Linked DNA regions of Homo sapiens: region 2 is linked to region 1. A link is an interaction called in ENCODE POLR2A ChIA-PET data of the cell type or tissue named here. Cell type or tissue: Panc1. All regions are shown on one strand. Each heading gives the region's core, and the rest is flanking DNA. Links, peaks and the distances in the headings are about the cores only.

Region 1 (7,576 bases), core at 837-5,836:
CAGGAGTTTGATACCCGCCTGGCCAACATGGTGAAACCCCATCTCTACTGAAAATACAAGAACTAGCTGGGCGTGGTGTGGCACACCTGTAGTCCCAGCTACTCGGGAGGCTGAGGCAGAAGAATTGCTTGAACCCAGGAGCCGGAGGTTGTAGTGAGTCGAGATAGCACCACTGCACTCCAGCCTGGGTGACAGAGCCAAATAATGTCTCAAAAAAAAAAAAAAAAAAAGAATTGTCTGGTGTTATTTATACATTAAGTTTTTCTGTATGTTAAAAGTCAGATTGTGTCTAACAAGTGTATATATATATATAGTGTTGTGCCAGAGTAGGTGACTTCTGTGATGTGAAGCTTTTTGGATTCACTTTGGATTTTACATTTTGTTGGATAACCCTGGTGCATAGTAGTAGAGACAGGGGTTTCACCGTGTTGGCCAGGCTGGTCTCGAACTCCTGACTTTAGGTGATCCACCCTCCTCAGCCTCCCTAAGTGCTGGGATTACAGGCGTGAGCCACCGAGCCTGGCCCTTTGTTGTTGTTGTTGTTGTTTTTGTTTTTAATGGACTTATAGTCCCTCTGTTTGGGGTAAATTGAGTTTGGATGTTTGTTGAAAGTTTTTCTAAAATGTATCATGTGCTATATTGGATCTTTCCCTGTTTTTTTTGTGTCTAGCAGACCTTCATGGTTATAGTCACTAATGTTCTCATTACATATAACTTGAGGTCTGGAACCTATGGGAAACTGATCATTATGGTTTGAGGATTTTTTTCCCCCTTTAAGGCAATTTTCTGATATCAGCTTGACCATATCTTAAGTTACTGGGTTTTTTTGTTTGTTTGTTTGTTTTTTGCTTATTTATACTTGTGTTTTTAGGTTGAAGGAGCACCAGTTGATTCGGTGGTTTTGAGGAAAATTTGGGAGGCAAATAAGTTATAATATAAATTGCTTTATTGTTGAACTTACTACTCAGTCACTGAGAATTTCTATTAATGTCCTTCTCTCGTAGTTCAAATATCAACCTTTCCCTTCCTATCTATAGGATTCTATTGTTATTTGGTGTCATTATAATAATATTGAGGTTATTTTAACAAACACTTGTAATTATTCAATGTCCAGAGGAGTCCAGAGTGAATAATAATACAATTTCCATCTGACTTCCCCCACTCCAGTCTCTTGCATGGCACCAAGAATGTTACCAATTCAAGCAGTTTAAGATTGCCAAGACAAAATAGTGATGGTGGTCAGAAAAATAAGCCTCGTGAACATATTATAGACTGTGGAGATATAGTCTGGAGTCTTGCTTTTGGGTCATCAGTTCCAGAAAAACAGAGTCGCTGTGTAAATATAGAATGGCATCGCTTCAGATTTGGACAAGATCAGCTACTTCTTGCTACAGGGTTGAACAATGGGCGTATCAAAATATGGGATGTATATACAGGTATGGATTCATAGTTTTTAAAGCAAATGTATTATTTTATGATGCAGGGCACTGCTTATAGGCACTGGAATTGGGATTTGAGGATTTCAGCTTACTGAAAAGCAAGAATTGATGGCATAGGTGCGTCTTTATAATAGACCTGAATGTCACCTTCTTCAGCTCATGATTTTAATTTAGGAAAACTATGGAGTTCATATTGCTTCATCACTCTTTAGAGAGTATTACAGTAGGAAAGGGTTTTCCAGGGAATGTTTAGTTAGTTGTCCTTTATAAACTAGTTATTTAGTTAATGACTCACATGTCAAGGTGTTTTCTTTGTTTATGCTTTTTCAATGATTGATAGCTTAGAGGTTTTCGAGGTAAATCAGATTTCAGTAATCATCTCACCTTGGAAAGGTTTAGTGAAAGTTTAGATAGATTGAGAAGTTAAATTCTTTGGGCAACTAGAAATAAATGTGTTGCTTATTGCCTAAAACACTTTCTGGCATATAATATGTACTCAAAAACATAAAGGATTTTTAAAGAAGCATTAAAAGAACATGTACATTAGAACATAACAAGTGATACTAACATAGGTGATAATGAGTCAAAATTTGGGTTCTTGAAAAAAACAAGATGAACACATAGATTGTCTTAGAAAACAAAGCTCTTACATTATTAGTTAAATACATTTTTTTTCACTGGGATCATGTTTGAAAACTAAAGTTGTGGGATAACTTGTATCTTTTGAGGAGCTTAACATTCCTAGGCCAGGGAAATAACAAGCAAAGAAATAATTTGATTTTATATTTTAAAGTTCATGCCTGTAATTCCAGCACTTTGGGAGGCCAAAGCTGGGGGATCACTTGAGCCCAGGAGTTTTAGACCAGCCTGGGCAACATAGTGAGACTCCATCTCTCCAAAAAAAAAAAAAAAAAAAAAAAAAAAAAGGCCAGCCGTGGTGACTTGTAACTGTAGTTCCAACTATTTCGGAGGCTGAGGTAGGGGGATTGCTTGAACCCAGGAGGTCGAGGCTGTAGTGAGCCAAGATTACGCCATTGCACTCCAGCCTGAGTGACAGAGTGAGACCCTGTCTCAAGAAAAATAAGAACAAAACAAAAATATATTAATACTGTCTTTTTTTTCCCTTTTCTATCATATTTAGGAAAACTCCTCCTTAACTTGGTAGATCATACTGAAGTGGTCAGAGATTTAACTTTTGCTCCAGATGGAAGCTTGATCCTGGTGTCAGCTTCAAGAGACAAAACTCTCAGAGTATGGGACCTGAAAGATGATGGTATGTCTTTTTTCCAAGCTATGAACTAGGATTTGTTTCTTGATACTACTATGGAGAGGTATTGGGAACATGTGGGGCATTTGACTTTAAAAATGACATGTGATCAAAGTTCCTTTTCTCTGCCTTAACACTTAGGTTCCTTTCCTGAATAGATCAAAGAAAAACATAAATGTGACCCAGAATAGGAGCCAACAGTTATTCGAAGTAAATGATCTGATATTATTCAGAAACTAACCACATAAATCTGTATCAACTATCTGAGGACCAAATATGGATCAGGTTTGGGATTTTACAGGAACCAGTCTGTGTTTATGTCCTCTTAGGGAGGGTTATTAACTTACTGTATTGGCTGAGTGAAAATTTAGGTAGGTCTTGAAGTAACTTAGTATCTAATAAAATTTAAATTGAAACATGACCTACATACCAGAACTTATAACATGTGAATATTAGTAAACGTTAAATTGGCTAGGTTAAGAAGTGCTTTTATAAAAAGTGAAAGATTTACTGTCCAATACAATAGAAAGATACGTTGGTGTCAAGTACTCACCTTTCTCTAAAGCCTTACAAAGTTTTGGAGATGCTACCTCATTTGAGATGAGCATCTCTTCCCTTTCTCAGTCCCTAATGAAAGAGTTTATATGTTTAACTAAAACCTTAAATGTAAGGTCTGTTGGTGCTCTAACAGCCTCAAGCTGGAGGTTAACAGGCTTGCCTAGGGGTAATAAAGCTTAAATTGAATTAGTAGGAAACAAAACCCTCAGATCTGGAGATGTTCCAGCTGATAGATAGTAACCATTCCTTAATAAAGTTCTATGCTAACATTAACAAATCATGAAGGACCTTCTCTGTGTTTTATCTGCTCAGCTGTTGAGGTGCAAAGGGATGCCAACAGTTGAAATATTTTAATAATTTTTTTATTTTGCATATCGAATGATGCTTGCTTATCTCAAACTAATTTCAGCAATGTACATGTTTTAAGAACATAGTCTTAGTAAAATATAAGCTCCAAGATAGTGGGGTCCTTGCCTTATTTCCAGTTATATCCTCAGTGCCGGCATAGGGCCTGGCATGCGTAGGCACTCAGTAAGTATTTGTAAAACTAAGAGTTCAGTATACTTAAGCATAGTTGTGTGCTGTGGGTATAATACACAAGGACTTTGGAGTGAGTTGTAGGTTCTCAAAAATGAAGAATGAAAAGGCATTTTGAAGATGGTCAAGTTTCTTAACCTTGCTGTTGTGTTCCAGTTGCTTAACTTTTAAAATAAGGGGATTGGACTAAAAGAATTCTGTCTTTTTTTTTTTTTTTTTTTTTTTTTTTTGAGATGGAGTCTCGCTCTTTCGCCCAGGCTGGAGTGCAGCGGCGTGATCTCCGCTCACTGCAGCCTCTGCCTCCCAGGTTCAAGTAATTCTTGTGCCTCAGCCTCCCAAGTAGCTAGGATTACCGGCATGCGCCACCATGCCCGGCTGATTTTTTAATGTTTTTTAGTAGAGATGGGTTTCACCCTGTTGGCCAGGATTGTCTCAAATTCCTGGCCTCAAGCAGTCCACCTGCCTCAGCCTCTCAAAGTGCTGGAATTACAGACAAGAGCCACCGCGCCAGGCCCCAGACTTTTTCTTGAAGGGCTAGATGTTGAATATTTGAGGCTTGTGAACCATGCTGTCTGCTGTAGAGCACAACATAAACACATGGACAGGATTGTGTTCCAGTAAAATTTAAAACCTAAGCAGCTGGTGTATATCGGTAACCCTTGTTATAGATAAATTGCTTTCAGCTATAAATGTTTGTGATCCTTTGCTTTACTGCTGTTTTGAAATACTGCTCATTTGAAGTGGATTCTAGGGTTAATACAGATTATTTCTTTTTGTTCAGGAAACATGATGAAAGTATTGAGGGGGCATCAGAATTGGGTGTACAGCTGTGCATTCTCTCCTGACTCTTCTATGCTGTGTTCAGTCGGAGCCAGTAAAGCAGTACGTGTCAAAGTTCTTGTACATTCATTATGAATTGGATTATGATAATGTGTGCATAATCATTTTAAATCTAAGTAACCTATGAAGTCTGTGCTCGGTGTCATGAATATTTTAAATGTTTTATTTCATGATGGGGGAGAATTTGCATGAAGGAAATTAAATATAGTTATTGATTGCCAAGTGAGAAGTTGGATTGTTTTTAGAGATAATAGATAATAATGGGCATATCAGGGTTTTTTTTTTTTGTAAGTCTAGAAAAGTTTATGTGCTGTAGAAGAGATCTAGTCTATATGTTAAGACATTCCCTTGCTAATTATTTTCTTCTCTGTTGTTCTATTTTTTTGGTCCAGTTTGCTGTTTTTAAAGTTTTGAGTCCCAGCTGGTCCTGTACATTTAACTGAAAAAAAAGTAACTTAAAATAATATAAAAATAGCACTCATGTATGTCCTACAGTTATAGGTGAAATTTGATATTGTTTGTCTTACATAGCATACCTATAGACAGCTTAAGTAAAGTGACTGTTAAGAGGGTTATGCTTATTGATGAACTCTTGTAGTTGTTTACCAGCTCTGTTAGTATAGTTAAATTGATCTCAGTAGCTTCAAGTATTTATAAAATGGTTGAAGTCCAAATACATGTGATAATTACAATACACTTTGAATTAATGGAGGGTGGGAGGCTAGTTGAAATGCATTTTATTTACCCAAGGAGTATGTTAAAATGATAGTTATAAATGTTGGAAGTTTAAAGCAAGATACTCAGTTTAGTTCTTTACAAATCATAAGAAGAACAAAATTAGATGTTGACATTGCTATTTTAGGCTGTGTGTTTTCCATATGCTTCTTGCTTTCCCTGTCACAGGTGGTGGCAGCAATATTGGTGTGATTGAGGTTATGCTGGCACCACTCGCACACAGGCGCACAATGGTGTTAGCTGGGCAGAAAGAGTGGCATCTCTGGCTACCGGGCTGGGGGCGACCTTTACCATAGGATGAAGTAACCTTGCATTCGGCTGCAAGGTGTACTGTACGTACACAGGTGCTGGTCGATGTCCACTTTCTGCTTTTCTTTCTTTCTTTTTTTCTTTTTTAAAGTAATTTCCCCCACAGTAAAATACACTGACTCCTGAGTAAATTGATTTTCCAGTTTTATGGAATTGGGAGTCTGACAAGTGAAACCAATTTAATGTAAAGTATTTGGCTTTCAAATGGTTTCTCTGTGCTATTTTTTGGAATTCTTTCAGATTCCAGAGATATCTTACGTCTTTGATTCAATTTAAAATTTGTACTTATTTTCTTTTAGAAATAATGTATTGTGTCTGTGCAGAAAAAAAAAAAACCAAAAAGGATTGCTTTACTCCAAGAGGAGAGATTGTCTTAGGATAAACCTCCAAGCTCACATTTAATATAACAGACTGAAGTAAACATTAGAATCCTGTTTAGAGCTATTCTGCACAGTTAACTACTGATCTTTAGAATCTAAAATTGTATATGAACTTATTCTTAAATAATTGAACCGTTTTATATTCAAATGACTTATGATCGTGGTTAGTTTGGGAAAAATAAGATGGTTAAATTTTGATTTATTGAAATGTAATTGTATTATTTTCATAAAATAGCATTTTCATTTTGTAATGTGGTTTAACATCCTTGTTGTTTGCCAAAGAAATTTCATTTGGCTGTGAATATTCTATTTGCTTGCAGTATCTGTTTCTCTTCCTAGGCTCAAGTTGGTGACCCAAGCCTATTGTAAACAAGTGATTATCTCAAAGGGAGATGCCAATGGAGTAACAATTTGTTAACCTTACGTTTTCTGTCTGTATATTTTTTTAAAAATCTGGTAGTTTCTGGAAAAAAAAGAGAAGGGGGTTTGTAGTACTTAACCCTATTTATTTCCGTATATTTTAGTTAATTAGTTTTTGGAATAAATGGATTTCAGTATAGCTTTGTGGTTAAATTGCATTGCCTTTATTTTATGTTTAGGCTTATTTTTAAATTAACATTTAACAGAAACATTTGAAATAGAATTTGCATGTCTGCCTTAATTAACTTAAAGACTGATTTTAATCTGACTATGACACTGAGCATATTCTTTAAATTACTCATAATTTATAATGCTTAATATAATCTTAATTAAATTTAGCAGTTTTAGTATAAGATGTGCCATTTTGTCCTCTGTATGTCTGAATGAAGCTATAACATTTGCCTTTTTATTGCAGGTTTTCCTTTGGAATATGGATAAATACACCATGATACGGAAACTAGAAGGACATCACCATGATGTGGTAGCTTGTGACTTTTCTCCTGATGGAGCATTACTGGCTACTGCATCTTATGATACTCGAGTATATATCTGGGATCCACATAATGGAGACATTCTGATGGAATTTGGGTGGGTACAGCATGAATTATTTTAGTCTATAATTCATCTCCACCTATCAAGTTATGTGAATAATTACAATCACCAATATATGCAACCTAAAATTACAGTCTATTCTAATTTAAAATGTTGGTATTATTTAAGCCCTTGACTAATGGAAAGCCTTCGATATAAATTCTAAAAGTAAATTTGGCTCTCTTGATACAAGTCTTGCTACTTAACAGTACCCAGCTCTCTATAGAAGTACTAATTATGTTTAGAGTTTTTGTTGGAGAAAAACAGTTAAAACCAAAGTTGGACTTAATCTTACTGTCTTAAATCATAAAAGATTTTTTTTTTTTTTGACAGAGTCTTGCTCTGTCGCCAGGCTGGAGTGCAGTGGCGCAATCTCAGCTCACTGCAACCTCCACCTCCTGGGTTCAAGCAGTTCTCCTGCCTCAGCCTCCTGAGTAGCTGGGCTTACAGGCACCTGCAACCACCCCTGGCTAATTTTTGTATTTTTAGTAGAGATGGGG
Region 2 (7,576 bases), core at 1,753-6,752, 78 kb before region 1:
AAATGCAAAAAAAGCATTTGGCAAAGGTAAACAGCTCTTTATGGTTTTTTTAAAAAACTATCAGGAAGTTAGGAATAGGTCCATGTGTGGTGGCTCACGCCTGTAATTCCAGCACTCTGGGAGGCCGAGGTGGGTGGATCACTTGAGGCCAGGAGTTCAAGACCAGCCTGGCCAACATAGTGAAACCCCATCTCTACCAAAAATACAAAAATTAGCTGGGTATGCTGGTGGGCACAGGTAATCCCAGCTACTTGGAGGCTGAGGTGGGAGGATCACTTGAACCCAGAGGTGGAGGAGGCTGCAGTTAGCTGAGATTGTGCCACTGCACTCCAGCCTGGGTGATAGAGTGAGACTCCACCTCAAAAAAAAAAAGAAAAGTTAGGAATAGAATATCCTCCTTAACTTGACATCTACTAAAAACCTGCAGAGCCATAAAAAATGATGAGTTCATGTCCTCTGTAGGGACATGGATGAAATTGGAAATTATCATTCTCAGTAAACTATCTCAAGGACAAAAAACCAAACACCGCATGTTCTCACTCATAGATGGGAATTGAACAATGAGAACACATGGACGCAGGAAGGGGAACATCACACTCTGGGAACTGTTGTGGGGTGGGGGGAGGGGGGAGGGATAGCATTAGGAGATATACCTAATGCTAAATGACGAGTTAATGGGTGCAGCACACCAGCATGGCACATGTATACATATGTAACTAACCTGCACATTGTGCACATGTACCCTAAAACTTAAAGTATAATAATAATAATAAAATAATAATAATAATCAGAATTAGAGTAATTGGGATATCCATCTCTTCAAACATTTGTCTTTTCTTTGTGCTGGGAATATTACACATCTTCTCTTCCAGCTATTGTGAAGAATAAAATAAATTATTTGTAACTGTAATATTTATATTATAAATATACTTTACTATTGAATACTAGAACTTAGTTCCTCTACAGAACGGCGTTTTTGTACCGCTTCACCAAGTTAGTTCTTTCACCCTCATTCCCCTTCCAGACTCTGGTAACCACCATTCTACTCTCTACCTCCATAAAATGCACTTTAAAAAAAAAAAAAAAACTGCAGAAAGACATTATGGTTAGCTGAAAAATTTCAGATTCATTTTGCTTTAAAATGGGGAGAAAAGATAAGGATACCCATTGTCAAAGTTACTTTTAATTGTAGTATTGGAGGTATTTGCCATCATTATAAGGCAAGAAAAATAAATTAGAGGTGGAAGGATTATATAGAGAAGCAAAAATGTACGAATAAGAAAGTTCCCCAAGGTTGTCATGCAAATAATCACTTACAAAATTAATAATGCTGTATTAGTCAGGGGTCTCTCAAGAAACAGAATTAGTAGGATACATTCATTCATTCATTTATTATAAGAAATAATAAAGGATTTATTAGAAGGAATTGTCTTATGTGATTATGGAGGCTGGCAAATCCAAATCTGTCCAAGTCTGAGTCAATATCCCAGTTTAAGTGTGAAGTCAGAAAGCTCCTGTAGAACCAGGAAGAGCCAATGACTCATTTCAAAAGCCATCAGGCAGGAGAATTCTACTCGGCGGATGGTCAGCCTTTTCTTCTGGTCAGGCCTTCAACTGATTGGATGAGGCCCATCCACATTATAGAGGGCAATCTGCTTGCATCAGTCTACAATTTAAATGTTAAGCTCATCCAAAAAACAGCCTCACAGAAACACCTAGAATAATGTGTGACCAAATACCTAGGCACCCCATGGCCCAGTCAAGCTGACACATAAATCTAACCAATACAGTGTTCCTCCTCATTAAGGTAAAATATTAAAAACTGTCTCCAGTGAATCATGCCTCTCTGGATCCATCCCTTTGCAATGTGCCTTTGCTCTCCTGCCCACCATCAGGCCCTCAGACATGTGAATGAAGCCATCTGGAAGCCTCTAAGACAGTCCAGTCACCCCACTGATGTCATGTGGAGCACTTCCTGTGGAGCGCTGCCTGAAACTCTGACCCCTGGGTTCGTAAGTAACAACATGGTTGTATTTATTCGCTGAGTTTAGGGAGTGGTTTATTATGCAGCCATACATAAGTGACATAACTGATACTACTAATACAATAAGTAGTGAGAAAATATGAATTAAGATACATCACAGTAGCACCAGAAATTATTGTGTATCCTGGAATTAACCTAACACAACTGCACAAAATCTTTATGAGGAAAAATATAAAACTCCTTTAAAGGATGTTTTAAAAGACTCAGATAATGAAAGACATGCCTTTTTTCTTTTTCTTTTTCTTTTTTTTCTGTGACAGGGTCTCACTCTGTCACCCAAGCTGGGGTGCAGTGGCGTAATCTTAGCTTACTGCAACCTCCGCCTCTCAGGGTCAAGCAATCCTCCCACCTCAGCCTTCCAAGTAGCCAGGACTACAGGTTCACACCACCACACTTGGCTAATTTTTGTATTTTTGGTAGAGATGGGGTTTTACCATGTGGCCCAGGCTGCCTTGAGCTTCTGAGCTCCAGCAATCTGCCCACCTCAGCCTCCCAAAGTGCCGGGCTTACAGGCATGAGCCACTGTGCCTGGCTTTATTGAAGTGTACCTGACCTACAATTGATAGTACATTTTAAAGTGAACAATTTAGGTTTTGACATATGTATACACCTGTGCAATCACCACCCCTAAAAATGGTGAACATATATCCATGGTGAACATATATCCATCATTCCCAAAACTTTTCTCATGTCTTTTTGCAACCCTTTCCTCTCACCTCTCCCTGAACCCTTTCCCATTCCCAAGCAGCCATTAACCATTTTTTGTCACTATAGATTAATTTTCATTACTAGAATTTTATATAAATAGAATTATCCAGCAATTTTATTGTCTGGCTTCTTTAACTCAGCATAATTATTTTGAGGTTCATCCCTGGGGTTGTGTGTATCAGTAATGTATTCCTCTTTATTGCCAAGTAGTGTTATTCCATGGTTTGTATGTACCATAATTTGTTTACTCATTCACCCATTGATGCACATTTAGGTTGTCTCCAGTTTTGAACTAATACAAATAAAGCTGACATGAATATTCATATCCAAGTCTTTATATTGACTTATACTTTCATATCTCTTGGATAAATACTCAGGAGTGGAATGGCTGGGTCTTTCAGGAGGTATTCCAGAAGAAGGGATTGTTAACACAGGAGAAGACAGCTCCATGCATGTTATTTCCCCCGAAGATCTCCCAGTGGGACAAGACGTGGAGGTGGAAGACAGTGATATTAGTGATATTGATGATCCTGATGATTTGTAGGCCCAGGCTAATGTGTGTGTTTGTGTCTTAGTTTGGGACAAAAAAGTTTAAAAAGTAAAAAAAAAACAAAAACTTTTTAATAGAAAAATGCTTATAGAATAAGGATATGAAGAAAAAATTGTTCTGTGCAGCTATACAATGTGTGTTATACATTAAGTGTTATTAAAGAGTCAGAAGTTTTAAAATATCAAAAAGTTTATGAAATTAAAAAGTTACAATAAGCTAAGGTTAATTTATTATTGAAGAAAGAAAAATATTTTAAAAATAAATTTAGTGTAGCCTAAGTGTACAGTGTTTACAAAGTAAACAGTAGTTACAGTAATGTCCTAGGCCTTCACAGTGACTCACCCTCACTCACTGACTCACTCAGAGCAACTTCCAGTCCTGCAAGCTCCATTAACGGTAAATGCCCTATCCAGGTGTACCATTTTCTGTTTTATACATATTTTTACTATGCCACCTCTATGTTTAGATGCACAAATACTTCCCGTTGTGTTACAATTGCCTAAAATATTCAGGACAGTAACATGCTGTACAAGTTTGTAGCCTATCCAATAGGCTATCCCACATATCCTAGGTGTATAGTAGGTTATACCGTCTAGATTTGTATAGTACACTCTACGATGTCTGCACAATGATAGAATCATCTGACAATACATTTCTCAGAACATATCTCTGTTGCTAAGTGGCACATGACTGCACTTATTTGCCATCTACATGCCTTCTTTGGTGAAATATCTATTCAAATATTTTGCCCATCTAAAAAAGTTGAGTTGCTTCTTATTATTGAGTTTTGAGAGTGCTGAGTATATTCTGGATACAAGTCCTTTATTAAGTATATGATTTGCAAATATTTACTTCAGTCTCTGGGCTGTCTTTTTATTGTCTTACCAAGATGTTTCAAAGAGCAGAGATTCTTAATTTTGCTAAAGTCCAGTTTATCAATTTCTCCTTTTATGGATTATGCTTTTGGTGTAGCTAAGAAATCATTGCCTAATACAAGGTCACAAAGATTTTCTTCTAGAAATGTTCATGTTTTAGGTTTTACCTTTAGGTCTGTGATACATCTGAATTAATTTTTGAATATTTTATGAGATAAGAATCAAAATCTATTGTTTTGCCTATGGATATCCAGTTATTCTAGTACCGTTTATTTAAAAGACTGTCCTTTCTCCACTGAGTTGTCTTTGCACTTTTAATAAAAACCAGTTGTCCATGTAAGTGCAGGTCTATTTCTGGACTCTGTTTGAGTCCATTGATCTATTTTTTTCATGTCAATGTTCTCAGCTTCCACCTTAAGATTCTTAAACAAAAAAGAAGAGTAAATTAAATCTAAAGTAATCAGAAGAAAGGAAATAGCAAAGATTAGAGTGGAAATCAACACACTAGAAAACAGAAAAATAATAGAAAAAAATTCAGTGGAACAAAAAGCTCTTTCTTTGAGAAGATCAATAAGATTGAAAACTTCTAGCCACACTAATCAGGAAAGAAAGGGAGGATAAAAATTAGCAATATCAGGAATGAGACAGCCAACATCCCCACGGGCTCTCAGATATTAGAGGATGATAAGGGAATTTTATGAACAATTTTATGACAATTTTTTTTGAGATAGGATCTCACTCTGTCACCCAAGCATATAATGCAGTGGCATGATCAGAGCTCACTGCAGCCTCAAACTCCTAGACTCAAGCGATCCTCCTACCCCAGACCCCTGAGTAGCTGGGACTACAGGCATGTACGACAACAACCAGCTAATTTAAAAAATTGTTTTTGTAGAGACAGGGTCTTGCAATGTTGCTCAGGCTGGTCTCAAACTCCAAACCTCAGGCAATCTCCCATCAGCCCCTCAGTGGGCTGGGATTACAGATGTGAGCCACCACCCCTGGCCTTAGGGAAACTTATATGACAACTTAGATGAAAAGGACAAATTTTTTGAAAGACAAACTACCAAAACTCATTCAACAAGAAATAGATGGCCAGGCATGGTGGCTTATGCCTGTAAAATGGTACACCTGTATACGGCATTTACCCTTAATGGAGCTTGCAGGACTGGAAGTAATCCCAGTACTCTGGGAGGCCAAGGCAAGTGGATCACCTGAGGTCAGGAATTCGAGACCAGCCTGACCAACATGGTGAAACCCTGTCTCTACTAAAAATAAAAAAAAAAATTAGTTGGGCATGGTGGCGGGTGCCCGTAATCCCAGATACTTGAACGGCTGAGGCAGGAGAATTGCTTGAACCTGGGAGGTGGAGGTTGTGGTGAGCAGAGATCGTGCCACTGCAGTCCAGCCTAGGAGACAGAGCAAAACTCTGTCTCAAAAAAAAAAAAAAAAAAAAAAAAAAAGGAAAAGAAAAAAATAGATAATCTGAGTAGTCTTGTATCTATTAAAGAAATAGACAATTGGCCAGGCGCGGTGGCTCACGCCTGTAATCCCAGCACTTTGGGAGGCCGAGGCGGGCGGATCACGAGGTCAGGAGATCGAGACCATCCTGGCTAACACAGTGAAACCCCGTCTCTACTAAAAATACAAAAAATTAGCCAGGCGAGGTAGCGGGCGCCTGTAGTCCCAGCTACTCAGGAGGCTGAGGCAGGAGAATGGTGTGAACCCCGGGGGGCGGAGCCTGCAGTGAGCCGAGATTGTGCCACTGCACTCCAGCCTGGGCGACAGCAAGACTCCGTCTCAAAAAAAAAAAAAAAGAAAAAAGAAATAGAATCTGAAGTTCAAAATCCTTCCCACAGAGAAAACTTCAGGCCCAGGTAGCTTCTCTGGTGAATTCCATCACATTTAAGGAATAACTAATACCAATTCTGCACAAACTCTTTCAGAAAATTGAAGAGGAGTTAACACTCCCCAACTCATTCTATGAGGCCAACATTATACTGTTATTAAATTCAGACAAAGACTTTGCAAGGAAAAAGAAAAGAAAGAAACAATCCCAAACCAAAAAGTTACAGACCAATACCCCTCATGACAAATATCTCTCTTAAAATGTTAGCAACATGTTCATGGATAAGATGACCTTAACAATTCTAAGATATTAATTCGCTCCCAAATTCATCTATAAATTTATGCAAGATGATTCAAAATTCCAACAGGACTTTTTCAAGTAAAAATTTTAATGAAGTATATACATACAGAAAGCTACACCAATTATTAAGTACACAGCACAATAGATTTTTGCAAAATGAATAACTCTATATAAACATGATCCAGATTAAAAAAAAAAAACTAAAGTATTATCTGCACCCCCACCCTGGAAACTAGAGAATAGCCTTGCCTATTTTGAACTCTATATAAACGGAGCATGGGCTGGGTTCCGTGGCTCACACCTGTAATCCCAACACTTTAGGAAGCCTAGATGGGCAGATCGTTTGAGCCCAGGAATTCAAGACTAGCCTGGGCAACATGGTGAAAGCCCATCTCTACAAAAAATACAAAAAAATTAGCTGGGTGTGGTGGCACATACCTGTAGTCCCAGCTACTCAGGAGGCTGAGGCAGGCAGATCTATCGAGCCCAGGAAGTCAAGGCTATAATGAGCTATGATTGTGCCACTGCACTCCAGTCTGGGCAACAGAGTGAAACCTTGTCAAAAAAAAAAAAAAAAAAGGAATATGGATGGTGTATAAAAGGAAAGTACGTAATTGAATAAAACAAGAGCAGTTCCTTGGTGATGATAACGTACCATGAATTGAGGGGTATGATGAATTCAACCCTCTCCACCTGAGAGATCTCTAAAAACCTACAAAACAAACTAGCAGAAAACATAAAGCCTTCTGGTGAGCCTACCTTATCAAGTCAAGACAAATCTGAATTCCAGTGGTAGACACAATTTAGGTTCTTCCTGCTTCCATCTCTCCACCCCCACGAGCTCCAAATAGAATGAAGTTCTTTTGGGATTAATAACATCCTAGACTGGGTGGGTGTTAGGCGCTCCTCATTCTTGTAGTTGGGCTCTTCTCATCGCTCAGTTTCTTCATCTGCTAAATGGGTTTACTTGTCCTATCTAATTCACAAGCATTTGAGGAGGAAGATCAAAATAGGGTAAGATATCTGAAAACAATTTGTGAACTATAAAGCATTGTTAAAATAAAAGCCATCATAATTATTATTTTAAAAGTTTCCCATGGCACACATTTACCTATGTAACAAACTTGCACATCCTGCACATGTACCCCTGAACTTAAAATAAAAGTCAAAGGAAAAAAAAAGTTTCAAGCAATTCCAGCCTGGATTAAAAAACAAAAAAAAACAGAAAAACTTTATTTTATAATGTGAAA

The links. Peaks named below come from ENCODE experiments on the same cell type or tissue, not always from the same donor. Only the 100,000 strongest peaks of a DNase experiment are listed, where the experiment ranks them.
Region 2: POLR2A ChIA-PET joins it to region 1 with 7 read pairs; 23 of 35 experiments call an interaction of 5 or more read pairs at or near these places.

The regions. Positions count from the first base shown.
Region 1 is chr17:27,302,200-27,309,775 of GRCh38, forward strand. WSB1 (WD repeat and SOCS box containing 1) reads left to right here. Exons shown (of 9, transcript NM_015626.10): 3 at 1,168-1,436; 4 at 2,581-2,712; 5 at 4,583-4,683; 6 at 6,901-7,073. Among named protein-coding and RNA genes, the nearest start is that of WSB1, 12 kb to the left of the region's middle. In Panc1, for the core only: no CTCF peak of the experiment used is centred there; no DNase peak of the experiment used is centred there.
Region 2 is chr17:27,223,155-27,230,730 of GRCh38, forward strand. It overlaps LOC105371704 (a long non-coding RNA gene), which reads right to left. Exons shown (of 3, transcript XR_934632.2): 3 at 7,030-7,302. Among named protein-coding and RNA genes, the nearest start is that of MIR4522, 67 kb to the right of the region's middle. In Panc1, for the core only: no CTCF peak of the experiment used is centred there; a DNase peak (open chromatin) is centred at 3,675; H3K27ac peaks cover 519 bases.